3 separate regions of the Mus musculus genome follow, and regions 2 and 3 are each linked to region 1. A link is a loop called in an ENCODE intact Hi-C map of the cell type or tissue named here. Cell type or tissue: left cerebral cortex. All regions are shown on one strand. Links, peaks and the distances in the headings refer to the core of each region. The heading gives the core; the rest is flanking DNA. Region 1 has its middle 6.9 kb from the start of Gm30173. Region 2 overlaps Gm30235 (a long non-coding RNA gene). Region 3 holds the start of Gm40047 (a long non-coding RNA gene).

What was found. Peaks named below come from ENCODE experiments on the same cell type or tissue, not always from the same donor. Only the 100,000 strongest peaks of a DNase experiment are listed, where the experiment ranks them.
Region 2: it touches region 1 in a loop (11-fold over the local background); 4 of 42 quality-filtered maps call a loop at or near these places.
Region 3: a loop joins it to region 1, with 4 times the contacts of the local background. A loop is called at or near these places in 2 of 42 quality-filtered maps.

The regions. Positions count from the first base shown.
Region 1 is chr3:52,504,548-52,515,634 of GRCm38, forward strand. No RefSeq gene overlaps it. Among named protein-coding and RNA genes, the nearest start is that of Gm30173, 6.9 kb to the right of the region's middle. In left cerebral cortex, for the core only: a CTCF peak has its summit at 6,027; DNase peaks (open chromatin) are centred at 6,147 and 7,102; H3K4me3 peaks cover 764 bases; H3K27ac peaks cover 1,310 bases.
Region 2 is chr3:52,698,389-52,709,475 of GRCm38, forward strand. It overlaps Gm30235 (a long non-coding RNA gene), which reads left to right. Exons shown (of 4, transcript XR_867280.1): 4 at 10,557-11,087. Among named protein-coding and RNA genes, the nearest start is that of Gm22798, 19 kb to the right of the region's middle. In left cerebral cortex, for the core only: no CTCF peak of the experiment used is centred there; DNase peaks (open chromatin) are centred at 4,763, 5,083, 5,540, 7,948 and 1 more place.
Region 3 is chr3:52,571,879-52,582,965 of GRCm38, forward strand. It overlaps Gm40047 (a long non-coding RNA gene), which reads left to right and starts at 8,257. Exons shown (of 3, transcript XR_867277.1): 1 at 8,257-8,463; 2 at 9,027-9,251. In left cerebral cortex, for the core only: no CTCF peak of the experiment used is centred there; DNase peaks (open chromatin) are centred at 2,150, 3,455, 4,993, 5,370 and 2 more places; H3K27ac peaks cover 809 bases.

The sequences.
Region 1 (11,087 bases), core at 1,676-9,675:
AAGGTCTTGCCTGTCATCCTATTGTGCCTATGTCATAACGTCACACCTTGGAGTGTTACTGGGACCACAAGTCTCAAAGACGTCAGAGTGCCACTCTAGAGGATGCATCTATTGATGGCTACTCTGCCAGAATTCACTCTAAAGATTCTTTGGCTTCTCTGGCTCTGCCTAAGCACAGTCCTTCACATCATCGTTGAATATTGGATAACAGGTGGGGTTCTTTTGAGTGTTGTTCAGCAAACTTGTAGGGCTTAACTCTGCCCACATCCCCTTGTTTCTCCCATCTGTCTCTTCTGGTCTCTTGTGCCATTTAGACAGGTTCTTTCTAATTGGACACACAGTATTCCTAGGACTATGTGTTGGAATAGTTTTTAGTTATTTTTGTTTATATTTCACATATAATTTTTCACTATTTTTTGTTTATTCTGTTCTTCTGTAGCTTGCAGAAAATGAGTTCATTTGGACAGTATTTCCCCCTCAAGCTGTCTTGTTATTTGACTAAAGGATAAAAAGGCTAGCTATGGGGGTGCATGCCTGTCATTTGAACAACTCTCTAAATCCAAGTGTTGAGATGAACAGGCACAGAGTTGGAGTGCAGCTCTGGAGAGAGCTGGACGGGAAGTGAAGAGGCAAATCCGGAGTCAGGAAGGCAAGGTCAGTCTCTAGCCTGCAGCCTCAGATTCGAGTGTGACTGCACAAGCGTGTGTGTGTGTGTGTGTGTGTGTGTGTGTGTGTGTGTGTGTGTGCGCGCACGCGCGAGTGTGTGTATGTGTGCATGTGTGTGTGTGCATGTGTATGTGTGCATGTGTGTGTGTATGTGTGTGTGCATGTGTGTATGTGTGTGTGTCTGTGTGTGTATGTGTGTATGTGTGTGTGAGTATGTGTGTGTATGTGTGTGTACTTGCTGCTTATTCACAACTCATTCTTCATTTGATATTGGCCTTTATTCCAGACAACACAGTGGATGTTAAACTCACCTGCTAGATGAACAAATCAATTGGTCTTGTCTCTGAGGATAGGAGGCAAGACCCAAACACTCCAAGTTCCCTAGGTGTGTGAGTTTGGCTTGACTGTGCCAGCCTGAGTTCCTAAAGAGACAGGAGCAATGAACTGCACCTGAGGGAAGGTGTGGGTCTGTAACTGGTACCAAAACTACCATATCTTTTGGACTGCAATTCCCAAGGCCCCCTCACAAATGCTTTGATTTCAATCAAGATGTGTGACTGGCAATTAAATACTTATGCATAAAGATTTACATGCATTTATTCAACAAGCATGTTTGTAACAGGTGCTATAAGAGACGCAAACCTCATTAAGCCAGTGACTCAGCAGATCCACTGATCATAGATTCAGTCATGAGAGCCACACTGACAGGCTGGGCAGAGGTTGCTGCCTCTTAGGAGACAGGCATAGAGCAACCACCAAAACATGCTTACAATTTTAGGCACGTATCAAACTCTTCTTTAATTAATTAATTAATTAATTAATTTTTAACTTACTCATTCTCCCTCCCACTCACTTTCCCCCTCCCGGTCACCCCCTGTCATAACCCTTCCCCCATCCTCCCCTCTTCCTCTTCTTTGATTGTGTGTGGGGCCCTCCTGAGTATCCCCCTGACACTGGCACTTAAAGTCTCTGGGAGGCTAGATGCTTCTACTTTCACTGAGGCCAGACAATGGAGCCCAGCTAGGCAACAGCTTTTGGGATAGCCCCACTCCAGTTGTTTGGGACCCAAGCTGCACATCTATTGCATATGTGCAGAGAGCCCTAAGTTCAGCCCATGTATATTCTTTGGTTGGTGGTTCAGTCTCTGAGAGCCCCAAGGGTCCAGGTTAGTTGACTCTGTTGGTCTTCCTGTGGAGTTCCTATCCCCTTAGGGGTTGCAATTCTCTTTCTGTTTCTTCCATAAGAGTTCCCAAGCTCCATCCACTGTTCGGCTGTGGGTAAGCCTATGACTGAGTCAGTTGGTGGGTGGAGCCTCTCAGGACAGCCACGCTAAACGCCTGTCTGCAAGCAAAACAGAGTATCATTAATAGTGTAAGGGATTGGTGCTTGCTTGAACATGGGATGGAGCTCAAAAGAACAATAATTTTAACAACTAATATCACCACAATTTTCAGTGTTCAAGACTGCTTCACAGTACAGTAATAGTTCCCAACCTGCCTAATGCTGTGACGCTTTAATACAGTTTCCCATGCTATGGTGACTCCCAACCATAAAATTATTTTTTGTTGCTATTGATAACTGTAATTTTGCTATTGCTGTGAATCATAATATAAATGTCTGTGTTTTCCAAAGGTCTTGGGTGACCCATGTGAATGGGTCATTTAACCTCCAAAGCGGGGATCACAACCCATAGGTAGAGAAATGCTGCATTATAGGATCGGATTGAATGCAATTCTTATAAGAATCCAGTGGGAAAAATAGATATTATTTTTATGGTTCTCAGTTCGTGGATGCACACCCAGACAGGCTAATTGAGACTTCCTTTTCTTCTGTGGCGATCACATCAGCCCTTGTCTGTTCACAGGGTTTAGTTCAGCAAACATTTGCATTCTGGGTACTTTTACTGCTACTTCAAAAGGGTCTTTTGGAGACTGATGAGTGTGTAGACTGTGTGAGGGCCAGAAGTGTAGTTTAGTATTCTTGACTCCATTGCTCTGCACCAGGCTTGGGAAGTGGTAACTTCATATCATCAGCACAGAATTCCTCTTGGGTGACTGCTGCTGTTGTGCCCATCATACAGAGGAGTAAATTGAGGCACGCAGACTTTGTATTTGTCATAATATAATGACAAATAGAGACCTAGCTAGTAAGTAGCTAAGCTAGGGTAGCTGGTAAGATGTTGGCTATTCCTACTTCATGGCAAGCTGTTCTTAATAGGGTAGCTCTGTCAGCCATATACACTCCTCATCTCCCTAGGAGCAGTACAGAGCTCTGTCTACTCCTGGTGTCCTGGGGTGAAGGCTGCAGAGTGGTGTGGAGGTCTTCCTGTGAGAACAGCAGCTTGTGGTCATTCTGGGTGGCTCAAGATGGAATGGAAAGGGTTTTTTGTTTTGTTTTGTTTTTAATTTTAATTAATTATTTTTTTTTATCTCTAGGTGAGTAACTTGCTTTATACATAGATCCATGATCTGTTAATTTTTCTGGTTTGATTTGTTAAAAAAAATTACTGTTGTAAGACTCTGGTGAGACTTAACTTACTGGAGATCCCCGAGTGAACAATGTGGAGATAGGAATCGATGCAAAAGCAAGAGGAATTTTATTGGTCCAGCATGCTGGGGTCGCCCTGTGTGTGGAGAGAGAGAACAACCCCACCCAGCCTGTCCAGGGAGCCTTTATACAGATTTCAAAGCAGCAGCCATTAGGCACAATGTGATTGGCAGAACAGTGTGACTTTTAAACTGATTGGTCTTTAGGGAATGAGGTAGGTGGTCAAGGGTCTTGGAATGTGTCTATGAGCTCTGGTGGTCGGTCCCTCCTCCCTGTGGTCTAAGGAATGTAATTAGCCCCTCCTTTTCTGAGGGGAGGGGGTGCCTATGTGCTCTATGACCTTCCTCATCTGGGAGGGGAGGGGTCTGGTGGAAGTTTTCAAAGTTCCTGAGCTGACCTCTTCATTGTCACTCAGGGGGTTAGGGCCAATGTAAAGGGATCTTTATCCAAGGTTGAATGGAGCAGGCCTAATTAGAGAGTAGTTTTCATGGTTGCACTGCAAGCCATACTGTGGTCTTTGGGACAGCAGTGATGCCTGGTAAGGGGTAGCCTTGACCACTTAAGTTCAGTGAAGATGAGGTGGTGGACATTTCCAGGCAGCTGACTGACTGGCTAACAGCCAACGTGCCTTCTTCTGTCCAGGGCTGGCTAAGCCCTATGAAGTGAAGGGCATAATATTCAACGGGAGCTCCAAATGCTGCCTGACTTCAGCAGCCAACAGAACCAAGGAAGCCACGTGGAGCCCTGGCTGCACAGAGATCTGGGCGCTGAGCTGAGTGGCTCAGTTCCCAACTCTGGGTGGGAGCTGGAGTCAGGGCCCACCTGAAGGGGCATTTGCCAGGGGCTCCAGGAATTGTCAGTTATGGGAATAAGCCTCACAGTGTGGACGTCCACAGGAAAAGGCCCCTTCCCACATTTGGTGGGGCAAGAGCTGGCAGGATACCTTGTCCCTGGGGATGGAAGGGAGAGGTATGGGGCATAGGTGGGGAGTGATGCCAAGTAGGCAGGAGGGAAGTGTGTGTTGAAGAGGGAAGGAAAGGAAGAGACATGGGAGCCTGCAGCTTTGGCCACCGGCATCCTAGAAACTGGAAATCAGCTGTGATGCTTGTTCTTGTACTGTTGACAGCATAAAAGGGCACATAGTGGGGACAGATAATGCATAGAAAGCTCAAGGGAAACCAATATAACCATTACTAAATTAACCAAACTGAGGTGATCTTTAAGCAGTGAACTGAAGGGTCACCCAACATGAAGCAGAGTCCTGGGGAGCTCACCTAACATCTGTGAGCTCCTGGCTTTGACCCCCCACCCCCCAGCAATGAAGATGAAAAAAAAATCTAGGATCAGTTATGTACTTGAAGTTCTAGACATATCTGGAACTTTTTCTTATTGTCTTACCTTTCACTTATTTCTAATATATAATAAAAACATACACATGAATAGATATGTATAAATAACATCAATATTCATATTTTTCTGACTATAAAATAATGCTTACTTTAGAAAATTTAAAGTATATTTACAAAGTCATAGAAAAAATTGTCTACAAGTTTATAGCAGCTACAACAGTTCTATAATTGGATTTCTGAATTACCCTTAGAGGGTGTGTGTGTGTGTTCACACGCGCGCACATGAGTGCTCAGGAGTCATCCTTAAGACCACTGAACATTTCCTTTAAAGCAGAGTCTCTCATTGACTGAGACCTTATCCTCTAGGCTAGACCAGCCAGCATCAGGATCCTCCTGTCTCTGCATCTTCAGCGCTGGGGTTATAGGTGCTCTGGCTTTTACATGGGTGCTGAGGATTGAATTGAAGTCTCCATGCTTGTTTGACCAGCACCCACTCACTGACGGACCTTCACCGTCCCTGTATCACAGTGTTTGGGATGATTTCCCTGTTGTCAGGAAGTTTGTTTCCGTTTCCGAACCGCTATCAACAGAACCGCTTTGGACCACCTCATAGAAAACGTTTCCTCCACCTGTCTTAGAATAGGTGCAGAATTCCAATTTCGGCTCTTTTGAATCCAGATGAAATCCGGGAGGGGATTTCAATTTGCATCTGGACTTTTAGTTGCTTAACAGTGGCTAAAGGTTGTCCGTTGGAGCCCAGTGCTATGGCTGCTTCCAAAGTTAACTTGGTTTTAATGTCAATTAATAGAAAATGTGTCCAGGCCACCTTTGGAGAGAGGTGCAGAGGTGCAAGTGGACCAGCCAATGGGACTTGTGGCTGTTTAGGATGATATAGGGCTTTTCCGTGTTTGTAAAATGAAGTCTTTTTATTTCCCTAGTCACAGTTTACAAAACATTGGAAAAGACAAGCCAGCAACGGATTGGGTTCCAACACAATGGAATTCTTCAAAGGAAATTAGGTTCCCTCCTTGGGGACTGAGGCTTCATCTTGCACAGCATATTTGGTGCTTGGCTTCCGTTGTAGAGATCACTTCTTAAGTACATGTGACAGCGAGAGCCCCGCCCATCACATCTTTACTCAAATAGGACTGCTCTGTACGTACCAGACGTGTTTGGTCAATAAGCTGTTTAAATATCAGTGCATTTATAAACAGGTGGGCAGATAGTGCTGCCTCTTGCCCTCCTTGGTTAGCATCCAACTTCCGGTAACTGAAGAATTAACACAGTTCCCAGCGGGATCATCATTATGCTCTAAGGGTGACCTTAAATATGTTTAAAAACACCCCCAATTTCAGGTAGAAGGATGGGAGAGACAAGCAAATGGTCTCTTCGCCCAGGTGAGCCTGCCTTTATAGTCTTTCCCAGAAGCCTTCGCTTCTCAGCTCCTGTTTACAGCTTACTGGCTGCTGCTTCCTGCAGTGCAGGCTGGGTAATGTAGTTCTGCAGCTAATTTGCTTTATCCCTCCAAGAATATAATAATAGCGTGAAGCTCAGAATTATGAAGATTAAGCGAAGAAGCAGAGGCGCTGAATAAGAAAAGAGCAGCTTATAAGCAGGTTTAGCAACATTTGTTGTGGCTGCAGAGGAGGAGGCTGTGTTTTATACCTTAGTATGAGTAACAGTCTAAATCAAGACATTTGGGGACATTTTCCCGTTATAGTTTTTCCTTCTCTTTCTTCCCCTCCCTCTCTGCTTTGGGACAGGACGGGGGTGGAAGGAGACTGATGTTCCCTCTCCAATAAGGAAGAATGAGCTGCTATTTCTAGTTGCCAGGAAAAAGCCATGGTAATTCTCTGTCGAACAGCCTGAGAACACACCTTTTAAACTGGGTGTGGTGGCCACACCTGCAACCCCGGCACTCTGGAGGAGCAGGGAAGGCGACCTTAAGGTCCAGACTGTGCTATCTTTAGTAAGGCCTTGAAACTAACAAAGCTGGGGATATAGCTTTCTTTTAGGTAGAGCACCTGCCTAGCATATTTAAGATCCCAAGGTTAATCCGCAACACTGAAGGAAAAAAAAAAAAAAAAAAACGAAGCAAAACACCTCTCCAAACACAACCCACAACAAACAAACAAGCAACCGTTAACTAAAAAGAATCCCCTCTTTAAAACAAAAACAAATACCCCTGCCTTCCCCATCCTCAAGCTGGTAGGAGTATAAATGGGAAGGCCACTTGATAGTATTTAGCAAAACAGAAAATGCACCCACCGTTTGACCCAACAAGTCTACTTCCTGTAGTCTATTCTAAGAAATCGCCCTTTGCCCGTGTGAATGTGTTCACACAAAGATACCGATTGTCCTGCAGGCTTCAAAGGGGGCAGACTGGAAACCGAAGGGGCACTCATCAATAGGGGATTTGTTACTCCACTTTGTGGTATATCCATTTTGAAGCAGGCTTACTGTATAGGGATCTGAAAATCTACAAACTATCTGAAGAATCAGCAAGCTGTACAGCTATTGGAAGGGAACGTAAGTGATGGGGCTTTTTGGAAGAGTGTCTGCCGCTATGCCTGTGTGGAAGGGCCGGGCAGGACTCACACTGTCAGCCGTGGGAGGCAGTGGGAAGAGCTTGAAGGGACTCTTCAGTCTCCCTCTCTATGTTGCTTAACTCTTTCAACCGGAATGCGTTCATGAATTATTTATGCAATTAAAAAACTCCCGTTGACAAACCTGTAGAGTCTGCTGGAGCTGGCTGGCTGGAGAGAGGCATCTTCCAGGAGTGGCAGATGAAAGATTGTTGCATTTTCAGCACGGCTTAAAAATAATGCGTTAAAATGAATGTAAATAACTTTTAATGCTTGCATAAGGAACACTGCCAAGGCTCAGCTACTTCTTTTTTTTTTTTTTTTTTTTCATTTTTTTTATTAGGTATTTAGCTCATTTACATTTCCAATGCTATACCAAAAGTCCCCCTTACCCACCCACCCCCACTCCCCTACCCACCCACTCCCCCCCTTTGGCCCTGGCGTTCCCCTGTACCGGGGCACACAAAGTCTGCGTGTCCAATGGGCCTCTCTTTCCAGTGATGGCCGACTAGGCCATCTTTTGATACATATGCAGCTAGAGTCAAGAGCTCAGGGGTACTGGTTAGTTCATAATGTTGTTCCACCTATAGGGTTGAAGTTCCCTTTAGCTCCTTGGGTACTTTCTCTAGCTCCTCCATTGGGAGCCCTGTGATCCATCCATTAGCTGACTGTGAGCATCCACTTCTGTGTTTGCTAGGCCCCGGCATAGTCTCACAAGAGACAGCTACATCTGGGTCCTTTCAGTAAAATCTTGCTAGTGTATGCAATGGTGTCAGCATTTGGAAGCTGATTATGGGGTGGATCCCTGGATATGGCAGTCTCTACATGGTCCATCCTTTCATCTCAGCTCCATACTTTGTTTCTGTAACTCCTTCCATGGGTGTTTTGTTCCCACTTCTAAGGAGGGGCATAGTGTCCACACGGCTCAGCTACTTCTTGTTGTATGGCAGCTCCATTCTGGGTACCAGACATCTATTAACTTGTTTAATTTTCATGACAAGTTTGGCATTGACGCTCTTGTGATTTTCTGTTTAATTGATGAAGAAACAGAGGCACAGGGAGGTGAAGTAGGTTATCCAAAGCGACAGACACTCTGTGGGAGAGTGGGGACTGGAGTGCAGGGTTGAAGCCCATGCGTGGCCATGAGCAGACACATCCCTTGGATGACAGAGTTCTGGGATGACAAGATCTGCATCACAAGTTCCCTGCTGGCTCCTCCTGAGCCATGGCCCAGAGCAGAAGTGAGAGTTGGAGAAGAAGCAATCATTGCGACCCTGACGCTTGGCTGGGTTCTCATTCACCGTTAGCCACGTGGGAGCCATTCTAAGGCTTCCTTTTGCTTCTTGCTTCCTCCTGAGCGAACAGCCCAGGTCAAGAAGAGAAGGGCTTCTCTCCATTCCTGGTAATTACCACGGGCCTGCTACACTATGCTCTCTCAGTATGTATATGTGGGTGGAACAGTTTAGAAGGAAGGTGGGGAAGGAGTAAGGCTTTGTAATCAGGGGTGGTAGAGAAAGACACCGAAGACAGCAGACAAGACCTCTTCAAACATCTCGCTGAAGTTCCGTAGGCGGGCTCTGCCCACCTCTTGGCCTTGCCTGGATGAATGGACAGTGGGCTTGGAAGGTCTGGAGTTCTCACTGGTGTGCAGGAAAGGACAGGATTGTTGGGTCCCAAGTCTCTGCCTGAGAGCAGCTGGAGTTGCATTTCAGCTCAGCCTGGTCTAGGTACCAGGGAGGGCTTTCTGGGGGGACACCGTGGAGGGGCAGTGAAGGTTATTTTCTGCAGTCACTCAACCCTGGACTCTTCTGGGTCTTGCCTTGGTCCCTGTCATCGTTATGCAGGGATATCCTTTTTAAATAAGGGACTTCAAAGACCCTCGGCAGCTTCAGGTCAACATATGCTTCCTTCTGTGGCCTTATCTGTCTACTGTCTGCCTTGCTACCCCCTGAGAGTCTTGTTCCTTTTTGTGAAAGTTGCCCAAATCTGCATTTGCTGAGCACCATGGAATGGAGAGCTGTCCCTGTGTTACCTCCTCCATACTCTGAGCGCCTATGCAGGAATTGCCCTACAGTGCCAGCAAGCATCTGGGAAAAATTGCTGTGCTCTTGAGTGGTCTCAGCCCTTCCGGGGGATGACATATGCCCCACCCTGGGGATGACATGTGTGACTTGGAATGGCACTGGAAGTGACAAGTTTCTATGTAGAAACTCCCAGAGCAACTGTGGGTCTGCATTTTTTCCTTGCTGGTGCAGATAAGGGGTGTGCCTCTCCGCCTGATTCCAGAGGTCTGACAGTTTTTGGTTACAATAAGCGCATAATGGGAGCCAGGGAAATGTTTGTGACTCTAAGCCGCTAAGATTTGAGGGGTGTTTGTGGAATAATCTAGAAGGTCTGTAAAGACAATACACACTACAACGTTTCACCCCCAAACAGCCTCGGAGACAGCATGCACACAGCATTCTAATATTTAAGGTTTCCCTGCCTTACAGACACAGCCTGCGTATCCCATATCCATATGGAGATCAGAAGCAGCAGGGCAAGAGGCAAACTATTAGAAGGGGATTTTATTCTTGCCTGTTTAGGGAATTTTATTTAAAGATTGTACTGGCTAGTTTTGTGTCAACTTGACACAGCTGGAGTTATCACAGAGAAAGGAGCTTCAGTTGAGGAAATGCCTCCATGAGATCCAACTGGAAGGCATTTTCTCAATTAGTGATCAAGGGGGAAAGGCTCCTTGTGGGTGGGACCATCTCTGGGCTGGTAGTCTTGGTTCTATAAGAGAGCAGGCTGAGCAAGCCAGGGGAAGCAAGCCAGTAAAGAACATCCCTCCATGGCCTCTGCATCAGCTCCTGCTTCCTGACCTGTTTGAGTTCCAGTCCTGACTTCCTTGGTGATAAACAGCAGTATGGAATTGTAAGCCAAATAAACCCTTTCCTTCCCAACTTGCTTCTTGGTCATGATGCTTGTGCAGGAATAGAAACCCCGACTAAGACAAAGATTAAAAGATATCGAAGTACAACTCTGACTTGAGTTCCTTCTGGCCTCCCTCTCGTTCTCCTTTTACCCCCAGCTTCCCCCAAGCCTGACACCAATTCCCTTACATTTCTCTAGCATCAGAATGTACCCAGGATTTGCCTCATTTCCATCTCAGATCACTTTTTTCCCCACTAGGGTGGGGGTGGGGGATAGGTGGTGGATCTCGACTAGGAATGGTGGTGGCCCATGTCTATAATCTCAGTAGTAGGTGTTGGAGGCAGGAGGATTGAGTTCCAGGGCAGATAATGCTATATAGTGAGATTCTGTCACGACAGACAGACAGACAGACAGACGACAGACAGACATTGTTGACAGGACTTGTCACGGAGCTCCAATGTCTCCTTTTTAGGTTGCACGGATAGAGTGACTGCCACTGTCATGGGCCCTTGGAATTCCAACTCTTGGTATGTTGTAGTTCAGACTGGGTGACCAGTCCAGCTCCAATCTTAGAAAATAGCAATCATCCTTCCTTGAAGGGAGAAAGATGAGAAAACGGGTTGGTGCAAATCTCTTTGATGGGTAGGAGGAAGGACAGAGACAGTGCCCATCCCAAGTTAATATTTGCCTGGGTACATTCACAACAATGAACTTGCATTGCAAAATCTGTGCTTAAAGTTTTAGATATAATTATCTTCCTCAGAGTTTCAGTCCTGAAGGGGGTAGGGACTTTTTATGCCCCACCCCCCAGATTTGTGTGGGCAGAAATGATTGATTTTTGCCTTGAGGCTCTGACGGGCTCCTGTAGATCCTTTCGCTGCATCTATTTCCCATGTGGCTCCAGGCTGTGACCTAGAGTTTATTCAGTGAACATTTGTCTAACGAATGGGTCAGTGATGTTTATTTTTTCTTTTCATATTAAATGGCTTGTCTGGTCGCTTTTACTCTAGTTTCAGGCTATCTC
Region 2 (11,087 bases), core at 1,079-9,078, 190 kb after region 1:
ATTTGGACCCCACGTTGGGCATCATTATGTTGTAGAAATTATTAATCCCAATCCGAGGCTTCTACCTTTGACCATTTAGTTCCCAGATAAAAGACACACACAACCTTACATTTACAATGAGCCTTAATCAGCACAGGAGCTGGGCAGATACTTACTCTCTATGCTATTAGAATCTATGTTTCTAAAATAACCCTGAGTTATTACTTACTATGTTTCAAACTGAGAAGGCACAAAAAGGTGTAGAAACTGTAAATGCTTACAAAACAGTGATCTCATTACTTTTAAAATAGGGTTTTTCATATAGCCCAGGCTTCCATAGAAACTACTTCCCAGTTGCTGGGATAAGGATGTAAACCACCATAGCTGGCTTCATAAACACATGTTGCTGCTACCTGGATTTGCCTCTGCCTTAAAAGACACAAATAGTGTCAGGATCTTATTTGGAATAGTCCTAATTGGAAAACCGTGAACCCATATTGAAGTTCTTCTTTTATACTTTGCCTGCCTTCCCAGGCCTGGGTTATAATTACTGGGCTGTGTTTTCTGATTAATTTAATTGTGCATCTGAAACTGGGGAAAGTTGGAATGACTAGTTTAATTAATATCCATTTTGGCATCTCTTGGCATGACTTTACCAATGCTTGATCATTCATAGAATTAGGATTTTATTATCGGGTATGGGACTCTTGCCACTGGAAAACTTGCATCTTTCTGCAAGATTCTGAAATGCCACCAAGCCCATGAGTCACACCACAGATTCCTAAATTGAATGCTCTCTCGTGAACTGGATGTGGATATCATGAAAACCTGGACAGCAGTACCATTTGATGATAACAAATTAATTCATAAAGAAAGCATGAGATGAATCTGAGGCACATAGAGCAGTGTTCACTTAAATTGCATCATGTGACTTCACTGCAGCATCAGTTCTGAACACATGACACACATGTTGTCCCACACATGCCACGATACCAGTGAACGCTGCCTGAAATAGCTCTGCTCAGATCTGAGATTATTGTACGCTATGAATTGCAATGCTTTTTCTACAAACACAAACTTTTCTGATCTTATAGAAATGTAATGGTTTAGTTAAAAAGAACAAGGACTTCCATAATTTCACACCTTCCTTCCTCAGCATTTAAGTATTGAATTAGTCTATCCTTTTGGGTTGTATTGTGTTTGAGTGCTTCATTTTCAAAATTATTGTTTGAGTTATTGTATTGTTCAGGGTTTTCTAGAGGAACAGAACTTATAGAATAAATATCTATCTATCTCACCTATCTATCATTTATCTATCTATCTAATGTATGGGATTTATTAGAGTGGCTTAGAGTCTGTGATCCAGCTAGTCCAACAATGGCTGTCTACCAACAGAAGGTCCAGAGTCCAGTAGCTATTCAGTCTGATAGGCTGGATATTTCAGCTGACAGCTGGTCTTCAGTATATGTTAGAATCTTGAGGAAGTAGGCTGTAATGCTTATAAAGGAATGGACTTGCTAGTGAGGATGAGAGCAAGCAGGCTAAGAAAGAGAGCTTCTTTCTTCAGTGACCTTTATATAGGCGGCCAACAGAATGTGTGGCTCAGATTAAAGATGGTCTTCCCACCTTGAAGATCTGGATAAGAAATGGGCCTTCCCAGTTAAAATGATTTTATTAAGGAAAAACAAAACAAAAAACCCTCATAAGTGTGCCCAACCTTTTGGGATTCAGTTAACACCAGATGTAGTCAAGTTGACAAGAATAACCATCACAGCTACTGATATGAATTTCATTTAAAAATGAATTAAATTAATTTTGGCCTGGTATTTAGATGGACTTTCCAATCATTTCTGAAGTGGCCTTAAGCATATGCCTTTCACTTTTCTACTATATATTTGTAGAAAGAGCATTCTCAGCAGTGACAATTATAAACTCAAAATAAGGATCAATTCAAATAACCCTAAAGTTGTTCTAAATCTTCCTGCAGTACTAAATCTTCCTGCAGTATCCAACAGTCAGACAAGGTTTCATTTCTTTTCTAAAGACTAAAAAAAAAAAAAAAAAAAATGATGTCCACTTTTGCATGCTTGAGGCTATGTGTGTGGGCCATACATACATACACATGCAGAAGCGATGTGGGTGTCAGATTCCCTGGAGGAATTGGAGTTATAGGTAGCTATGAGGTGCCCCATATGGGTGTGGGGAATAGAACCCGGGTCTTCTGCAAGAGCAACAGGTACTCTTAGCCTGTAATTCATCTTTCCACCTCAAGGCTTAATTCTTTAAGTAAAAATAAATAAGCCTGTTTGTTTCAGTAGTATGCAGATGTTCTTTTATCAATGGTAAAATTATATAGCTTGAGGATTGCTTGAAAATAATTTTATTCGTAGTAAATGTTTAATTTGTTTATCTATTTATATTCCTATGTACTAAAAATACATAAAAAAAGTTTTTAGGCAAAATGGGACTGTGTGTGGGGAAATTTCAACAAATTATTTTACTTTAATCCATCCTTATTGATGACACCTGGGTCTTTTTATCGCCTCCATTTTTGTGTGACTCCCTTTAAGTAAGCACAAGTCATGTTAAGGCGGGCTGGGACCTGTCACCGACAGAGGATGAATGGGCTATCAGGCTCTACACTTATAGAGATAATCTATGCACATGCCTATCACAAAACTAGGTGAGAAAATGTTAAAAGAAAAATCAAGTTTGTAGCAACATCACAATCGAAGCTGGGGACAACAGAGGTGAGACAATTCAGGCCATAAATAAAAGATTTTAGCACCAGTAAGGCAGGCTACCAGGGTCAGGTAGAGAAAAAAAACAAAGTTTGATTCTAAATCCTCACTCTCTCAATAAGACCTGGCTAGGTGTAGCTGAATGCACCCTGGGGATTTATGCAGTCTGAGGGCCTAAGGAGACTGCAGAAGGATGGAGCTAGACAGTCAAAAAGCACAGAGAAATAAGCCAGGCTGTGTATTTGGTCTATCAAATGGACCCAATACTTTTGGTTGCAATGACACATCTTGAGGCTATATGACTTGAACAACATGCATTCGCAAAGAGCATAGCTTGTTTAACTTTAATATCTCACCGAATGTTCTGGGGAATCTTAGTTAAATGTTGATTCTAATTCAGCAGACCTGAAGCAGAGGACTGTGTTTCTGCAGCCCATCTCTACCTGATTCTGGTCAGAGGAGTTCTGGTGTAGCAAGGACTTGGGGGATGGGGTGGGCTGGGGGACAATGTTACTGCATTCTTAAAATAATCAAGCACCTTGCAGAAACTTGTCCGGTTGTCTGGATCTTCCCCATTCTTTAGCTAATTTAAGGGAGCTTTTTATATTTGCTGAATGGTTTGATGCCCTTCAGAAAGGTAATTTTGCAAAGATGTAAAGGTCATGTGGTTTCATGTCGCCTCATCTTTTCCCACATCCTGTCCTATAGAAAGGACTGATATTCTAAGACTGAAATTAGGCTGGCATTGACCTAGCAAAGCAAGAAGCACACATACGTAGCCTGTTACCTGGGAACAGAGCAGCAATTCTTTCATAAATGAATGTCAATGAGGTATAATTTTCTGCTGTAGCAGAATTTCTACACCTGACAGTATTCCTAATATACTTTAATTAAGAGGTTAATCTGTTGTAGAAATTGCTTTTCTCTGAAGCCACCTGAAATCAATTTAAACTCAATTACAAGTGGTTAGCTATTGTTTATGTGGTTAAAGATTAGAGAATACATTTTTGCTTGTCAGGAGCCATCAGAGCAAATTTTGAATGTCACGATCAGAGGAGAGCCGAATAGTTGAGTGCTCTTTAATGGGCATGGAGAAACCATTAGAAACTGTAATCAGTCATATTTGATGACTTGACCTTGGGACTCAGCTAGAAAAGGGTCTAATCATGCCTGTCCCCTAAGTGCCACCAAGATTGCTCTGCTGAAATTAATTGATCATTACGTGCTTTCTGAGAGTCTAATATACCCTATTTGATGGAATATAAATTGCAAAAATAATCTGTAAATTATATAACAGGCTCCAGAATACATTTGCCCTCTGTCTCCTTAGCAGATATTAAATCTGACAGCTACTTTCAAAATGATCAAAATTGCTTAACTCTTGGAATGCTCGAGTTTTACAAAGAAGCGAAAACTACATTTTGGGGTATGTGCCCAGTATATAAATTGGAATTTTACACCATTTTCTTGAAGAGATGAAAAGAGATGGTATGGGAAGGTTCTCTAGTGGCTTTGAGTGTATCCTTTTATTCAATTGCTTCATAAGGTTCTCAGTTGCTATCAAAAATTTGGATGTTTGTCAGAGACGAGGAAGCTGGTTTGAAACCTGTCTGCTTCAGGGCTGAGTAGATGGGAGGATGTCATACCCCTCTAACAGGCCAGCCGCTTTGCTAGTATGCTAGCCTCTCGCCCGATCTAGTCACTCACAAAGTGCACTCTGCTGGTTATTGGCAAGTTCAAGGTTACCAGTCACCCTATCAGATGTCATAGCGATGACTATAACTACTGGATCTGTTTGCGTACACGCCTTTTGAATCCTTACATTATCATGTACACATTTCGCCACATTTGGCCAAAGTTGCTGAAAGTCTCTTTCTAGAACTCTTCTTTTCCTAGGGAGGGCAAGAAATTAAAAAAGAAGTTTCCTTTGGGGCTGACACTTATGTTGCAAATAAACCTTCCAGGATTTTTTCCACGAATGTTGAATGGGTAACAACTGAGAAGAACTAGACCATCTGTTCTTGCCTAATTGGCATCATAAGGGAAGACCACATTTCTGGAGCCTTGGAAGAAGAACGTGGGATGAAGTAGGCTCAGGATGGTGTTTTTCACGAGTCTGTTCCTTACATGCCAGAACAGAGGGTGGCTTTCCAGGAGAGACACTCTGGGTACTGGACCCTAGAAAGCTAAAATCTCGGGGGATGAATTAGGAATGACACTTATCTATAATGACTATAGTCATTATATTAGGGCTTTCACTTACACTACAAATCTAAATATTGGCTCTATCTCTCATCAGTTGTGAGCTTTTAAGTGGAGTTTTGCGTCTCTTATGATGGTTAATCTTTACTGTCAACTTTACTGGGTTTAAAGTCACCATGGAAACAGACTTCCAAATGTGTCACTAAGAACATTTCCAGATATGTTTAACTAAGGAAGGAAGACCCAACCTGAACATGGAGAGCACCAGTCCCCAGATTCAGAGTTAGTGAAAGATGGATCATGAGTGAAGTGTGACATGCCTCTGTCTTTGCTTCCGGAATATGCAGGCAGTGTGGTCTGACACCTTACGCTTCTGTGGTCATACCTTCTCTGAAAACCATGAACCCAAGGAAACACTACTTTCTTGGGTTGCTTTTGCCAAGTGTTTTATTCCAGCAATAAGAAAAGTAACAAATACGCTTCTCAAAACTCTCAGTTCTCCCAACTGTAAAATGGAGACAATAATGAGGATTACAAGGAGAAATGCACATAGCGTACACAGTAGAGTGCTAAACATGCGTACTTTCTTTGCTAGCTTCTTTTCGCTGTGACAAAAATACAACAGCCAGGGAACTCACGAACCAGGCAAGATGCATATGCTTATAGTCCCAGCTCAGAGGAGTGAAGTCAGCTTGAGCTACATATGGAGAACTTGTCACAAACCAAACGACCAACCAACAAACCAAATACAATGTAAGGAGGGGGGACTTCAGAAGTTTTTGGTGCCTCATAGCTACCAAAAGTGTGGCTTAATAGATTAGCTCACCTTGGGGCAGCCAAGAAGCAGAGAAACAGATAGGGAAGGGAGGGAGGAAAGGGAGGGAGATAGTTCTTCCTGGTGAACTTTTTCCCTTTGATTGCATCTGGGCCCTGTGCATAAGAGACGGGTACCATCAACATTCAGGGGTTAGTCTTTCTGGAAATGCCCTCATAGAGATACCCAGATATGTGATTTATTGGTCTTGTAGGTGCTTCTCAAACTCATCAAGGTCTCAATGAAGATAAGCCATGACACTAGCTAAGCTTTTATTCCAGTGATGCAACTTTGGTACCCGTCTTTTCTGAGTTGTACTTTGCACAAGCTGGGAAGGATATTTTTTTTTTCTGGCTTGCAAAAGGTTTTATATGAAGAGTCTTACAAAGATACTGAAATAAAACTGGATTTTGTTCTTCACAAGTATTCTAATGACTGAGTCTCTAGGAGTAGAATTGGGTAAAGTATAAAGAAGTATAAGAGTGGTTCAGGGTGTGGTCTGGCAGAGCCACAAACCAGCTCTGTAGGGTTGAGAGCAAGAATTCCTCCCTTCTGTGGCTCAATCCATGTGTACAATAACAGGGTCGACCAGATGCCTAACTAAGGTAGTTTAGGGCACTGAGAGTGCTGACCTTGTCTGTAAGACTAATTTACTGTTCCACCATCATGATGCAATAATCCATAGGCAGAGGGTGGTATGGGAAGGCATCCTGGGAAGTTGATTGATGCATGTCAGTGAATTCAGGTTAAACCTGCTGTTTACAATATATGATTGTGTACACATAACAATACTTGACAATACTTCACAAGGCAAAACTGGAAACCATATTTGCATTTCTTCTCTGTCCTGAATGATGCTGATACCCACAAAAGTCCCTGTGTGATCTACATACATGCTTTAGGAAATGTTGCTCAACTCCAGTGTGTCTCATCTCTTCAGGATTCCCACCTCCACAGAGTAAGTCACCTGAGACCCTTAAGCATGGTTGTCCTTTTGAAACACCCAATTCCTTGCCCCCTGGCTTGCTTCAGTCCTGTGAGTAGCTTTGAGTCACGTCTCCTTCTGTTAGATTTCTGCCCAGAGTCAACTTTCATGAGACATTACACTGTGACCACTAAATCTCAGGAAGGACTTGCTCTTTGAACTATAAACAAGTTGTAAGTGATGAGACAAAAGACCGAGTACCCCTTTTGCTAAAGTCTAAGAAGAAAGCATTCCAGGACAAAACTGCAAGGTGAAGGGATAGATTACAGGGTAGGGTAGGACTGAGCAATGGACTGGTAGCTATTAGGATGTGCCCTGGACTAGTAGCACTAAATATAAGTTGGAACAGGGGAAGCTGAGGTTACCCTGTCTGATGAACTATGATTCTTTCCTATGCTAGATCTATACATTCTCCTGGGGTGGAGGCGATGTGGAAGGTGGGGTGGGCCTTCCTGCTATCTGCCCTCTGCTATTTGCAGGAAGAAAGAAAATTGCCAGGGCACCACAGAATAGTGGTGTGGATACTTGCAGACATTGGTAGCAACTTCTCTGCAACTAATCTTGGGACAGGAGAATGTGTAAGTGGTCTTACTGCCCATTGGGCTGATTTCTCTCAGGACACAAGTTGCCATATAGTCTGGATCTCCACAATTCCAATGTCTAGTGTTCTTCCAGAAGAGTTGTGCCTTTCACATCGCTAGCACTCGTTTACATGTGACTGCATAAGCTGCTGTGGTTTGCTTGCTAAGGAGGCTGCTGCAGGTGAATCCTATATTGAAAGTAACCCTAAATAAACTGCATGTTGGAGAAGTCTGTTAGAACCACAGCTCGCTGATAGATTTAGTAGGACCGTAGCTTGGGAAGATGAAGTCAGCCCACAATGCTGACTTCATTGTGTCTTGCTGGTCAGTGAATGACCTTGGAAACAGTCAAAGGCTCTATGTAGTAACTTCCATACAAAGTTCAGCATCACCTTCCATTGAATCACTCACTTCAGGACCTGGCTACTGAGTCAGAAACAAAAATAGATACGTGCAAAGAACACGTGCAGACAAAGGCAATTCTGACTGAGGAAATAATCTCCATTGATTTAGTCACACAATGAAAGTTTTTACTCCTGTGGAAAGTACTGTAACAGCCAAAAGCTTTTTGCTTTATCCTCTAAAAGCTCTCTTTAACTCCGTTTCCCTGGAAATAGCAAGCACATTCTGTCACATTATATTCTCCCTGTCAGTTGAATTTCTGGCATGGAATTTTGGGGTTGAATTGTTTTGTCCAATTTTTTTTTCTTTAAATAGTCCATTTGTTCTTTCTCTTCATAATTTCTTCATTAAATACATCAGCCAAATCCAACTGAAGGTATAAAATACGAATTACATCACATGCAGTCAGAGTAAGAGGTGTGGATTTTTCAGTAAAGTCAGAATACTTTACAAAAAGCAGCTAAAACCAAGGCTTTTTCTCCATCTTATGCAACTATCGTCTGTGCTTTCTTCTAAATGTTTATTTGCTTGTTATAAAAGTTAATGCCATATTTTTTTGGTTTGTTTTGTTGTTTAATCTCCTAACTTGCTACATGGGCTTCCTTTTGTAATGGTTGGAATACAATCTGTCCAATAAATGTACCATGGTGGCGGACTGAGAAACTGCTTTCAACACCCACAGCCTGCCCACACACATCCTCTGCATGGGATTTTGCAGCTGCTCTCATGAGGGTGTGAAGATGATTTTCCAGCACCTAGAAGATGGCTGCCATTGTTTTTGGCCAACAGGATATAACAGACATGAAAGCCTCCATTCCAAGCCTGTGCATCACCAAGTCTTACGTATTTATCTACTCCTTGGAACCCTGATACAGGCAGATTACCATGATGAGAAAAAAAAAATCCAATTGAGCCTTCTAGTAGGGTGAAGCCTCAGTTTTGCAATCTTTGGATGTATACCTCCTGAACCAATCAGAGCCCAGTTATACCAGCTTCCACGGTTGGATAAAAGAGTACAGCCGAGACCAGAAGCTGGACCTCTAGCTATTGTATAAATTGCATTAAAAAAAAAGGGTTTACTTTTTAATTAAAAGAATTTTGGGGGGTGACTTGCTAGTACAGCAATAGCTAACTAATATGGCTATGGATCTTATAACTATTTCTCTTTTCTATTCAGTTTGGGTCTTTTCAAACATTCTCTATTATAGAAGAACATTGTGCTATTGTCATTGTGGTGTAAGCAGTGCGAAAGTTTTTGTTTGGTTTGAAGACAGAAGTAATTAGATTGTATGACCTGTAAACATTTCAAAATACTGCGTGATTAAATGAGATTCTAGGGTCATCTTCACAGAATACTTATTACCACCAACAAAACAATTTATATCTCCATAATTGTTTTGTATGTAAACGCACTTAGGGACAGCAAACAATTCCTTGTGGAAACATTTGTACAAGGGCTATAGACTTGCAAGCCAGGTAAGTGCTAAACAGTATAACCAACCTGTTTGTTCTAGGTGCATTGACTTATTATTGTTATAGCCATTATTAGCAGTATTTTGTTGTTATTGAGGCCACATTAAGAATGGGTGGCTCATGGTTTTCAGAAGGTCCGGTCTGTCGTTGCTTAGATCTATGCCATTGAGCACAACAGCTCAGTGTTGGAGCCTCATCACAGAGAGCTAGTCTTGCTACGGTTCTGTAGACAGACAGCAGTACACGGACTCAGGGTCAAAGGTGCCTGCCACGAGTGACCTTCCTTCAGCTATGTCCTTCCTCCTTATAGCTCCAAAGCGCCCCCAAAATGACACTTCCATCTGGAGAACAATTAGTCAGATCTCGGGCCCTTCCCATGCAAGCTTCAACAACTCCTTTCATTGAGAAGTGAATGTAAGCTTAGCAAATGTGTACGTTTGAAAGATGTTCACAGGGTGATGCGGTTCCACAGCAGAGGCTCGGACATGCTGTCCCTGCCCATCACCTTTATTAACACTGTGAAAAGGGACCCTCTATTGTTTTTCTCAATTATCAGCCCTACAGAAGCCCCCAGATTAGCAGCTTGATAGAACCCTATCTCAGGAAAGCCCCCTGCTCCAATGGCTCTCTGCATTCCTTCCTATTGCTCTAAAGATCTTTATAGTAAAACACTTCTCCCTAAAACCCACAATCTGTTGTCTGTGAATTTCATTCTTCGAATTCCCAAGAACCAGGAGTCACCAATTCAGTGGCAATTCTTCAAGACAGTGAACATCCTGCCCAGGACCCTAACGCTCAAGATAAAGCCCACCTGAGGTGAGAAGAAAGGCCTTCTTCAAACTCAAAGACACTCCATGTTTCCTGTGTTACATAAACAGAGTGTGCAATTTCAGGATAAGGGCTTCTGTTTGTGTATTTGGTCAGAGCTTGGCAATGGTTTTCATTCTGTCCTGGCCATAAGCCAGAGATGTCTGAAGAAACTTCAGGTTCCTGGCCTGGGCTCTTTATTCTCTTACCCTAAATGAGTACCCCAGCCAAAATTCTACTTAGGAGTGGAACCCAAACACCAGTTCAGATGCTAATTCCCTCTTGGTTTGGGAATTGGATATATATATTTTTTTAATGGTAGAGATGGACTATATCTGTTCTTCAGTTCAGACCCTTTCCTAAGCAATTTTACACCCTTAGAGTTTGAGGAGGGTCTTTTATAGGGATTTGTAGCCTTGGATGCCATTGGGGATATATATCAGGACTATGTTGAGGCCCATTAAGGGAAAGCTATTTCTTCCTGGTTAAAAGAATGGAATACCTCTGGGTAGAGTGATATTCAGATCTGCAGTAAAGACTAGAATGTTACATTCCATTGTCTCTTCCCTTAGGAGAGAATCCAGCTGGTCCTGTCACTCACCTGCCCAGGAGTCCAGCCCTCCAGAAAAGCTGGTCTATCTGAAGACAAGCGAAGGAGACTAGCCAAATAATTATTCCCTCAATGAGAAAATGTCCGTGTCTTCCTCAAAGCAGTTTGCAGCTGTTTGCAGAGCTTCCATGACGTGGCCCTGCTTGGAGTCTGTTTGCTTTTCTGAGTTACTGGGAAAGGTGTAGTTTTTTTTTTTTTTTTTTTTTTTTCCATTTCTTTTCGATACTGATCAAAACCTGAGCATGATTTCCCTGCACTCTGGGCTTTCTTGTTTATTTTCTAAGCTCCCCACACCTTCCTTTATGTATACCTGTGTCTGCCACACAGCTGTTGGTCAACCTCTGGCACTGAATCTGCCAGCTTTCCTTGGCTCTAAGTCCCAAACCAGGGCTTCTCTCGTCCTTCCCTTCTTTCTCTTTCTGGTAGTTGCAGAAATTTACACCTTGCCTACCCTATTCCTATTTTTTTCAAGCTCATAAAACTGTCCCAAGAG
Region 3 (11,087 bases), core at 1,723-9,722, 67 kb after region 1:
GATCATAATTACCATCAAGACCGGGTACCCTCTCTGTGCTGTGTGGTTACACATATGAGCTCCTGGTATCTTACAACCCTGTGAAGTAAACATTATCAGTCAAATTATAGACGGGAAGACTGTATAGGTAGATGGTAAGACTTCCTTTAGCTGCTTCTGTGGTAGGTATTATCATTAATCAGTGGAGTAGCTGCAAAATGATAAAGTACATCAGAGAATAGACAGGAGTCCAGGTCTGTTTGATTCCAGGGCTTTATTTTATTTTATTTTTTTTATCATGAACCGTGACAAAAAGTGCGGGCTCAGAGCAGCTTTAGATAAAGAGAGACTAGTTTTTTCCATGGAGTATTTCATCTGATGGATTGTTTCCACTCCAATGAACTACAGCTCCAGTCCCCAATGCTACTCCAACGACACTAGGATTGAGTAGACTGCCACTTTCTGTACAGGGGTTGAATCCAGATGTTTTCTTCAGTGATGATGCCTCCATAACCAGCCAGAGACCTTAGCACAATTGACCACATTGGAGGTGTCATTGTGACCTTAGAGCCTAGCACATAGGCCCCAATTCCTGACTAAACCAGAACAAAGTCCTACCTCATCAAAGACCCAGTCCATAGTTCCAGGGTCTGGAATAGCCCCTTAAATGTACTAAAATTTTTTTTTGACTTCTTCAGTTTTGCTTCTTGCTAACTGTTCTTGTTAACTAAAGTGTGTCATCCAGGATGTGGGTTTAGTGCATAAAAGGCAAAGCATGGTGAAGTTTGGGGCTATACCATTTGGGCAAGTTTCCCACGCAGTTGTCAGCTGGCAATAGTCTTTCTATTCATCGTTAAGACCGTCTATGTGTGCTCTTTGGTGGAATTATCTTGCAACATCCCAGGCCTCCTGCCGGGACTCAGAGCACATTATTTTCTTATGCGGCACTTTTGTGTGACATAAGCAATTTAAAGGAAGAAGAGTTTATTTTGGGTAAGGATGTCAGAAGGTTCAGTCTACCATGGCAGGAACAGCTCACATTAGAGTAGAGAGGAAGTGGAGTGGAGTGGTGCAGGAAGATGTGAGTACAAGAAAAAGTCCTTCTACCTTTTACCACCTCCCCAGTGACTTCGTTCATCATCCAGTTGGTCAATAGAATAACCCATTTATTAGGTCAGAGCTCCCAATAATTTAATTATATTTGGGAGTCTCTCTCTCTCTCTCTCTCTCTCTCTCTCTCTCTCTCTCTCTCTCTCTCTCTCACACACACACACACACACACACACACACACACACACAGATAAGCTTCAATAATTCTGAGGGTGAGTTGTAATCTAATCTAGCTGACAGTCAGAATTAACCACCCCATCTGGCTCACTCCTGAGCCTCAGACAATGTTAGGCAAGCATAAAGAATGAACGGCAGCAGGTCTCGAGGCGTGTTCTGCATACATTTTCTTCTTCAGGATGTTAGCAGATGCTCATCAAGCAGGGAACAGGGTGCCCACTCTCTTACATAATGAGGCTGGACCTCTTTGCTCCTCGGAAATGTTCAATGTCCACTTTCTGCCTTCTGAACAGGAGCCTAGACGTTCTGGGTCTCCAGCCCTGAATATTACTTTGTATTTCCATTCCATTTCTGCTTCACTGTGATGCTTATTTTGGTGTTCTTGAGATGGACTATGTCTTTTCTTATTTATCCTTTGTTGTGAGGCAAGGCCTTGCTATATGTAGCCAAGGCTGGCCTGGAATTCTGGATGCTCCTGCTTCAGTCTTCCCATTGATGTGACTGTCAATGTCTACCACTGTACACTCTCTGTACACACTGTACAATGTCTACCACTCTTTTAAATTTTTCTTGATATATGTTTTACCTCTTATTGATGGGCATGTGTGCGTGGTACAGAGAACCATGCCCAAGTGAGCTCTTTGGACCACGTGTCCTAGGTCAAGTTTTGTACTGCAGAATGTTAGGGAGCTCTGTGTTCTGTGACTATCAAGAGTAGACTAGCCAGTGTCCTGCTTCCCTAATTCCTGAGGCTGAGGGCTCAGCTTGTTTGCTGCTTCTGCTTCTCGGTCTGTGAGACTCCCTTTGGAATGGGTGCCAGCGAGCCTGGAAGTGATGGGGAGGCCCCTTTAGAAGAACTAAAAGTTATTTGGGTTGCGTGGGAGGTGCGACAGCTGCTTTAGGAGGTCCTCACAGCTGAGCGTTCAAGGGATGATAGGTGTTTCTGGAAACAGGGAACGACTTCATTTCTGCTGTGCTAGAGCACTCTGAGGGGCTTGCCAAAAATCTCTTCTAAAAATGTGACTGTTAAGAACTTAATTTTCTTGGGTTGGAGAGATGACTGAGCAGTTAAAAGTATTTGTTGTTCTTCCAGAGGTCCTGAGTCCCTCAGGAAGATTCCATAAGGGTGAGGGTTATCCAGGGGATAGACAAACCTTGACAATAGGGACACTTATAGTAGATGACAAGAAGGAATCTAGACAGAGATAGGTCTTGGCAAAGGATAGAAGGGTTGGCCTTGTATAAGGAGAATTTTTTTTTTTAAAAACTAGACTTGGGATCATGGGTGCTGGTATTAGGAAGACACAACTTTCCATGGCTGTCAGAACACACCTGCCCTCGGGAGTCTGGGATGCATCCAACCTCCGCTGGCTAAGGACTGCAAGAGAGTCTGGCTCAAGTCTCGCCTGGATGTAGAGGTCAAAGACCTCACTCCGGAGAGAGAAAGGATTGCATGCAGGCAAAGAGTAACTCTGGGCTCCCAGCTATGCACATATTGGATAGCCATAAATAGCCTTGATCCGCACTTGAACTTGTCTGCCTAGAACTTGTTCTTCATTCTGTTCTCTACTCAAAAGTCACTTCCCCGTGGACTAGCCTGGGGCTATTCCTTCTTGCCTCTTGATGCCAGATGAAGAACAACATGAGCACTTGTTGCCTGCCTGTCCTCTCCGGACAACGAGTTCAGGGAGGATGGGGCTGCCTCTTTCTGACCCTTCTCTGTCACCATGTAGTCTCTCCCACTTCCATTAAGGAACAGCCTTGTCTGTTGGAAGAATGAGTAAATGAGCCTCAGCAAAGACCTTCAAGACTTCAGCCAGCTGACTAGAAACTGTGACTTCTGCAAGTTCAAAAACTCTCTGCAGTTTTAAGCTCGTCTCTTGATCTCAGTCAAAATAAAAGGGTTGTAGAGATGAAAAAAAGTGATATGGGAATATTCAAAAAGCAGATCAGCACCCCCATGCCATTTGGGGCTGGCTGTACTGCAAACATGAAATGCACTTTGAACATGGTCATCTGATGAAGCTGACAGAAGGGAGGCATCGAGCTATGCTCCCTGCAATATCACCCTTGAGCATATATGCTTGCCTGCTGCCTAGGATTCTGCCAGTCTAGCTATGCTCAGGTGGAGGTGATGGTAATGATGCAGGTGACTGTGCCATTACATCTTCGAGGAACGATCTCCTTGATACGGTGGCAGCAGAGCACGTCAAAGTGAATGCAGAATTCAGGTCGGCTAGGAGCAGTCGCTATGCTGGGAGAGTTCTTTGTTTCTCTCTGGCATGTGGGTGCACAGCCTTTGATGTTAGAATTTTGGCTCATTAATAACTAATTTACATTTCCCAGACAGCAAATTGTGATCTGACACAAATTTATAAAAGAACTCCAAATGGTGAAACTCTTTTATACAATGAATCCTTTGTGGGCTTTCCTCCCTCCTTCCCTCTCCCTCTCCCTCCCTCTCTCTCTCTCTCTCTCTCTCTCTCTCTCTTTCTTTCTAACTTAAGGAGTTTGTGATTAAAATTTTAATGCAATCATTGAAGTCTCCCGGGCTACTTGAAAATAAAGTACCATCGTATTTCCTCATTCTCAGAGATCATGACAACTGGCTGTTCCCCAGTAGATGCTGTAAATGTTACAACTGCTTTTTCATCTGCTCTGAGCCTCAGATAAAATAGGATGTCCTCAGAGAGCCAGAGGGATGGCCCAGTAGAGAGGCTAGAGGCAGTGACAAACAGTGATGGAACTTTGTTCTTTGACTTTGGTGATCTGCAGGTTACGAGATCAGTAGATTCCATTTTGTATAAGATTTTTCCTTGGCTATTGGGACTCCCAGGGGTAATCCTCACCATTCTGGATGCCTAAAGCCAAACCATGAATTACTCTAAAAAGCACAGATAGGCAGTTACCAACCCTATTGGTGACCTTCTGGAAGGCCAGTTGAAAATCATGATGAAAAGCATGATGGGCTTTTGATGGCTAACTATCGACTTGATATAACCTAGGATCACCTGGGAAGAGGGTATCAATGAGGAAGTGTATAGATTTGGTTGGCTGTGGGTATGTAGGGATTGACTTAACTGCAGGCATTAATGTAAGAAGATCCATCCCACTGTTGGCAGCACCAATTCCCTAGGCAGGGGATCCCGAATAGTATAAGAAAGAAGAAAGTTAGCTAAGAGAAAGCAAGTAGGTAAGGATCTATGAGTTTAGTCTCTTTCCACTCTTAACTGTGAGCATGATACTTTAACTGCCTGCACAGATGTCCCCAGAACAATTGATTACGGTAACCTGGAATTGTGAACCAAATAAGTCCCCTTTTCTCCAAGTTGCTTTTTATCACAATAGCAGAAGTGTAGTATGAATTTTCCATATTTTACTCCGTGTTTCTTTGGGCCATATGGTGGCCAAGAAGAGTCACAAACTGGCTGTTGGAAGACAAAGTTAAGTCTACCTCTGTCCCCCTCTGTCTTCCCCTGTTCAGCTCCTGTTCTATGGTTCCCAGTCATTAGTCTTTGAGAAAGGCTTTGTCTCCCAGTGTGTTGGTGACTCACTGATCCCTGGGGCAAGCAGGGCAAGGCTCCCCTTTGTGCCAGAATAAGAAAGTGCCACGTGTGTATAGCCACCTGGAAATACCTTTCCCCAAAGACAAAAGGAGTTCTGTGTGTGAATAGAAAGGAGGCAGAACCGAAAAGTGGATCAGTCAACTGGCTGTGGGCAGGGCGGTGGGGTGGAGCTATGGAACAAGACAAGAAGTAGCTCAGTGGTTGTGTCACTTCTGGCAAAGGACTTGGTTTTTCTGAACGACTCTTGTAGAAATAGTATAGGCAGCAGTCATAGGTTTGTTGTGCAACAGAAATAGCCAGGATGGAAAGGTCTTTAGGCTGGCATCACTTGAGGTCAGCTTGTAAATGATCAACACAGCAGGAACCAAGTTGATGACATGCGGGGGAGCAAGGAGCCACTGGTTCCTTATATTGTTTTAATAACAGAAAGAATGCATTAGACATTCCAGGCAAGATTTCCACCTGGATGCAGTCCCAGATTTGAATTCATCTGTACGTGCCTTTGGAAAGAAGCCTTTCACAAGGAGGCTCTTTTTCTCTCCCAACTTCTTCCTTGCCACTGAAGGAACCTGGGGGTTGTCCTCCCAGCTTTGGTTGTAACAAGCAAGAAATCAGAGAGCCTGCTCCAGAGAGTGTAGTTCTGTAGAAAGCTAAGAAAATATCGTTTCCTTTTGAGATGGTCTTTAATTCAAGCAAAGAAGTGTATCCCAAGAAGGACATGAGCCATGCCTGGCTTGGGTGTGTGGGCTGGGACCAGAGAGATCGGATTGGCTCGTTCTTCCTCTGAAGACCACTTTGTGAGTCACAAGGGATGAAGAAATCACTCTGTGTGTGTCTTGATCATAACGAGGCTCTATAACATTTTGGGTATTTAAGAATGAACACCACTGTCATGCTTACTAGTTTGATTCTCTTGTGTCCTGAGGTGTTTAAGAGACACCTATGTGTTTGTGTGTGTGTGTGTGCACACATGTGTGTGTGTGTAGGTGTCCCGTGCAGGTATATGCACATAACTGCATTTACACATGGAAGCCAGATGTCAACTTTGGGTGTCATTCTTCAGGAATCACCCACCTTATTTTTTTGAGACAGAATCTCTTACTGGGTCCTAGTGCCTGCCCATCAGACTAGGCTAGCTATTTTAATCGGAAATCTCATATCTTCTGTCATTTCATTGGCTTTAGCTCTATCTTTGAGCCTTAGGTAGTGGCCTAAGTATGGATGGATGACTGTTGATACAAGTAAGGACCCAGGAGGTGCTGTGATAATTACAAGTGAACATAATGGCAAGGGAAAACTTGTGTCTGCGCATATCTGCTTTTTCCTTGACCGCTGGTCTTAGTTTCCAGAAGGACTTGGGCCACAGGAAGGCTTTGAAATAGTGTCGGTGAATGGTATATATAGCAGTTGTGACTTGTCAGAAATGTTCACACAGCAAGATTAAAGACAAAAAAATCTGGTGACATGGTGGTGAAAGAAAATCCTCTGAGTGACAACTAAAGCCACCACATGCATTGGGCTTCATCAAGGGACTGGTATGTCCAGGCCTAGATGTCATATGTCAAGTTGTGTGGGTCTTTTGCTTAGAGCTGGCTGGAAGTTGGTTACCTGAAGTCACCACACAGCTTCAGAGGGACCCCATGCCACACCTCCACCTAGTTTCCTAAGTCTGCTGGAGGTCAAGGCTTCATTTCAGGTCTTGGTGTTTCCAGGATGCTTATGGACTCTTTAGACCTGGTTTAGGTGGAGCTCAGTAGAGAATTCTTGTCTGTGATCTTTGGAAACATGGGGCTGTGGCAGACCAGGGTTTCCAGTTTGGAATTTGCTGTGCCCTTATAACTTGAAAGTGTTTTTAATTCCATTCAACTCCTTTCCTTGGGCATGTGATCCACCTGGGTAGCTCCTGTTAGCATCAGTCTTACACCTATCTGGGGTCCTGGTGCTCTCTGCTTAGTGCTTGGGCATTGCTGTATGCCCATTCTGAGAGACCATGGTCTAGTTCCCACGTCACCATTGAGCCCTCTGTGACTTGAAGTGGGTTCCCTCAGAGTTACCTTCTCATCGCTTCTTTCTCTGATGTGAAATTCAGGTAAATGACTAGGACATTCTTTGATTTGGTGCTTTTAAAACAAATCTGCACAGTCATTAAGAAATGAAGGCTTGTGTTGTGTGGAGTGGGTCTTATCTATTATCAGCGATGGTTACTTCTATAGAACTGTGTTAGTTGTTTCTCTCGAGTCTTGACAGCCTGTGTGAGAGCCATTGGAGCTCTCCTTTATCCTGCCTCTATTTAGAGCTGCGATTTGGTAAAGCAAACTCAAAGAATGCATAGGAGAGGCTTCCCGGAAGACTTCAGTTTCATCTTGGAAAGGGCATTTCTTCTTGTTTTTGTTATTACACGATGTATAGTGTCAATTCTGAAAGAAGGTTTCTGAGAAAGTCTAGAAGATATTTATAATGATTTCTGAATAGATATGCTTCTCTATGCAGCCATTCTGGTAGATATTCCTGAGTACCTCATGTATGGTGAGGAACAGATTGGACTAATGGAAAGATGCCTAATTGGAAGTCACAGGCTCTGGATTTGGAAGACAATATGGTGTAAAAAAAAAAAAAAAGAGTGTGGGCTTCAGACCCAGATACCAAGAAAGAAATCTTAGCTCAGTAGCCATATGACTGGACCAGCTTTGGTTCTCTTGGCTATGAAGTGAGGCTGTGGCTACCTCACTGCGTGGTCGTAGAGGTTAAGGGAGGTCACATTGATGCTGATGCTTTCTAGATTGGTATCTGGGATAACCCATCTCCTGAATTTCAGACCAACATTTTCACTAGATGACTGTGTGTCCTTTCTGCTCAACATGTTTTAAGCTATAGTTATCTTTTCTACCAGTCACCCTGGGGTGGTGTCCTTCCTCCTACACATCTGCTGTAGTGAAGGCTTTCATCAGACTCCATTGTCTAAACCAGAACCAGATACCTGCAGTCACCCTCACATTGATCTCTGTGTTTCAACCTGGAATCTCCTACCAATCTTTTGAATTCTGCTTTCCCAGATATTATCATTCTGGTTTTCGTCTTTTCCATCTGAGGCCACCCGTTCATGCCAGTTTTTCAATTCTTGTCCAGGTCACAGAGCTGTGTACCATTTTAGATTTTATACTATCACTTATATCGGTTAGCCATGGAAAAAAACCTCAGCATTCCTCCATAAATTTCCATGGGAAGTTCATCTCCTTTGATCTGTAAAACTGTACAGAGTTCCTTCATTCTTTCTGTCTGGGTTCTTGTCTTCAGCTAGCACCCAGAGGCAGCACTTTGTGTTCTACCAGAGAGCCAATCTCTGACTTCCTTCTGGAAGGAACTCCCCTCTGCTTGAAATACTTTCTCACGACCCATGTACTCTTAGCTATTGCTCAAGAATGAGCTCCAGGGTCAGTTCTTCAGGGAAGAGATTCTTGAACTCCCCTCCCTCCTCCTGTCCCAGGTTGAGCTAGAGCTCTCCTCTCTGGATCACCGTTTCATAGTCTTAAGTACTTGGGACTTTGATTTCTTCTAGTCTGCATACCCTCGATGTTAGGGACTGCTCTGTTCAGCTTGATGACATCAGACGCTAGTACAATGCCAAGCAGAGGTAAGCTAGATGAACATCTAGTGTGTCTTTGTGGAATGAATGACCAGACTATATTGGAAGTAACGAGTGAAGAATTTGGTTTGTGGGAGGAACTCCTTCAAAGTTTCTTTATCACAACTTTGTCACTAAATAGCTAGCTCCTTGGGTAAGGTCTCTGGCTCTTGTGGCCTCAGGTTTTTCATATGAAGGAAAATTCACGAACATTTGATGGGAAAACTTGCACACAAAGCTTCAAATATTCATACAATGCAAATCTGTCATAGAAGGAATTAAAATGAACAGCGATTTACAATATAATTGCATATATTCAATAAGAAAGTACACAAAAGTATATAATGAAGTGGCCAGATGCTTGCGCCTACTCGTAAGGAGCAAATCTGGTTTGCAGAACAGTGCAGCGGAATCATGCTTACATTTTGTTTTTAAAACTTCTTATTTTGGAATAATGGCTAAATGAAAAGAAACATTTACAAAAACTAGTTTAGCCAGAATACTGTTCCTTGACTCTTGGCTTAAAGAATGGTGTTAATGACCTCTTCCTCCCCGGGGAGGGACCATGGAAGAAGAGGGACAGAAGAAATGGAAGAGTCGGAGGTTGAGGAGAAAACGAAAGCAGCAGTGTCCTCCAACATGGCAGGACCTCGGCACTCATGAACTGTCTCACGGCAGCTGTGACGATCTGCGCAAGGCCTGCACGAGATCAAGCCGTTCAACATTTCAGCCTGAGAGGCTGGGGCTGAGGAGCTCCTCTCGAGTTGAGGAACTATTGACAATTGATGGCTTAACAGGTAAGGGATAGTCAGTTTTCTTTAGGGTGTGGCCCTGTGAATGACCACGAATGTCATGCCAGTGAATGACTCCACACCCATGAATAAGTTGAGTAGCAATAATTGGATTCATTGATTCATAAAAAGAAAAAGAAGACAAAGGAGGAGGAGGAGAACATGAAGTTAGGAGTGGAGGTGAGTGGCTCCAGGAGGAGTCAGGATGAATATGGTTAAATGCACTGTATGAATGTATGAAATGGCCAAAATTTAACAAAATACTGTAAATTAATAAAAATATGACATTAAAGATGGTGCTAGTGAGACTCCTATATAGCTCTCTTTGAGTCTCTAGTGGTAAGCTTAGTTGCAATACCGAGAATTCCATCCAAGACTAATAGCTTTACAAGAGATTCACTATCACTTCTGGAGAACTCACGGGGGGCACAGGCTCACCAGGGCAGACAACCAGAGAGGAGTCCCACACCTCCACAGATGTCTTACACTGAGTAGCTGCTGTTAGCCAAATACCTCACAGGGAAAACCCAGTGGACTTCATGACACTGTGTCCTTCCCACTCTATCACATTTGTGTAGTATCTCTGGTGCTGGTGGGTAAAAAACTAAAGATAATGCCACCTTTCTGGCAAGACAGACTGATGTAGGAAGATAGTATTTATGCCCTTATAGTTTCAATTAAGTTTGTACCCACAAGTTTATTAGCTATCACAGTTTTTCTCTGATGGTCATTTGGCCCATGAGTGAATACTATACTCACATAGTCTAAGTATAATCAAACTGCAGCTGCCTCCTCACTTTGTAGAGAGCCACCTGCAGGCATAGCGGTATTTGTACATAAAAATAATTAAATATAAATTGCAATCTCACACTTAACATTTAAGATGAAAGGGCAGTTCAATGGAGCATAAATAGTTTTCTCTTTTGTAATGAACTAGGATGGCTGGTATTGTGTTACTGAAACCTGGTCATGTCTTTTCTACATTTAAGCTACACTGTTCCACTTATACTGAGGCTGTACTTACGCTGGAGAGAAATTGATGAAAGGGCAGTAATACACCATCATTTTAGGATTTTTAAGCTTAGATTTCCAAAGCCCAAATGCCCATAATCACTATTTGTTTAGTCTTCTTGCTATACTAAGGTATACATTTCCATTCTTTCTTGATATTTTCACTCATTTATTTTTTTCTTTCTTTGTTCTTCTCTTTTCTCACCCTCTGTCCCTCTCTGTCTGATTCTCTCCCTTTCCCTCCATCAGTTCAACTAAACCCTAGGCTCTAATACTACTTCATGCATCACATCCTTCTACTGTTGTTGGGTCTTTGCTGCTGCTGACTCTGTCCTATCTAAACCGCATTGTTTCCCCTACTGTCTTCTAATATATAACTGAGTTCTCTGAAAGTCATGGTTATTATTCTAGAAGAAAACAATCATTAGTATAAAGACAACATATGTTTTATAGCTATATATGTTGTTGGCTGACTCAGCTTTCCTTTTTCAGTCTCTCTCTCTCTCTCTCTATCTATCTATCTATGTATCTATGTATCTATCTATGTATTTATGTATCTATGTATCTATCTATGTATCTATGTATCTATGTATCTATCTATCTATCTATCTATCTATCTATCTATCTATCTATCTATCTATGCATCTATCTATCCATATGTATCTATGTATCTATGTATCTATCTATGTATCTATCTATCCATATGTATGTATGTATGTATGTATGTATGTATGTATGTATCTATCTATCTATCTATCTATCTATCTATCTATGTATCTATCTATCTATCTATCTATCTATCTATCTATCTATCTATCTATGCATCTATCT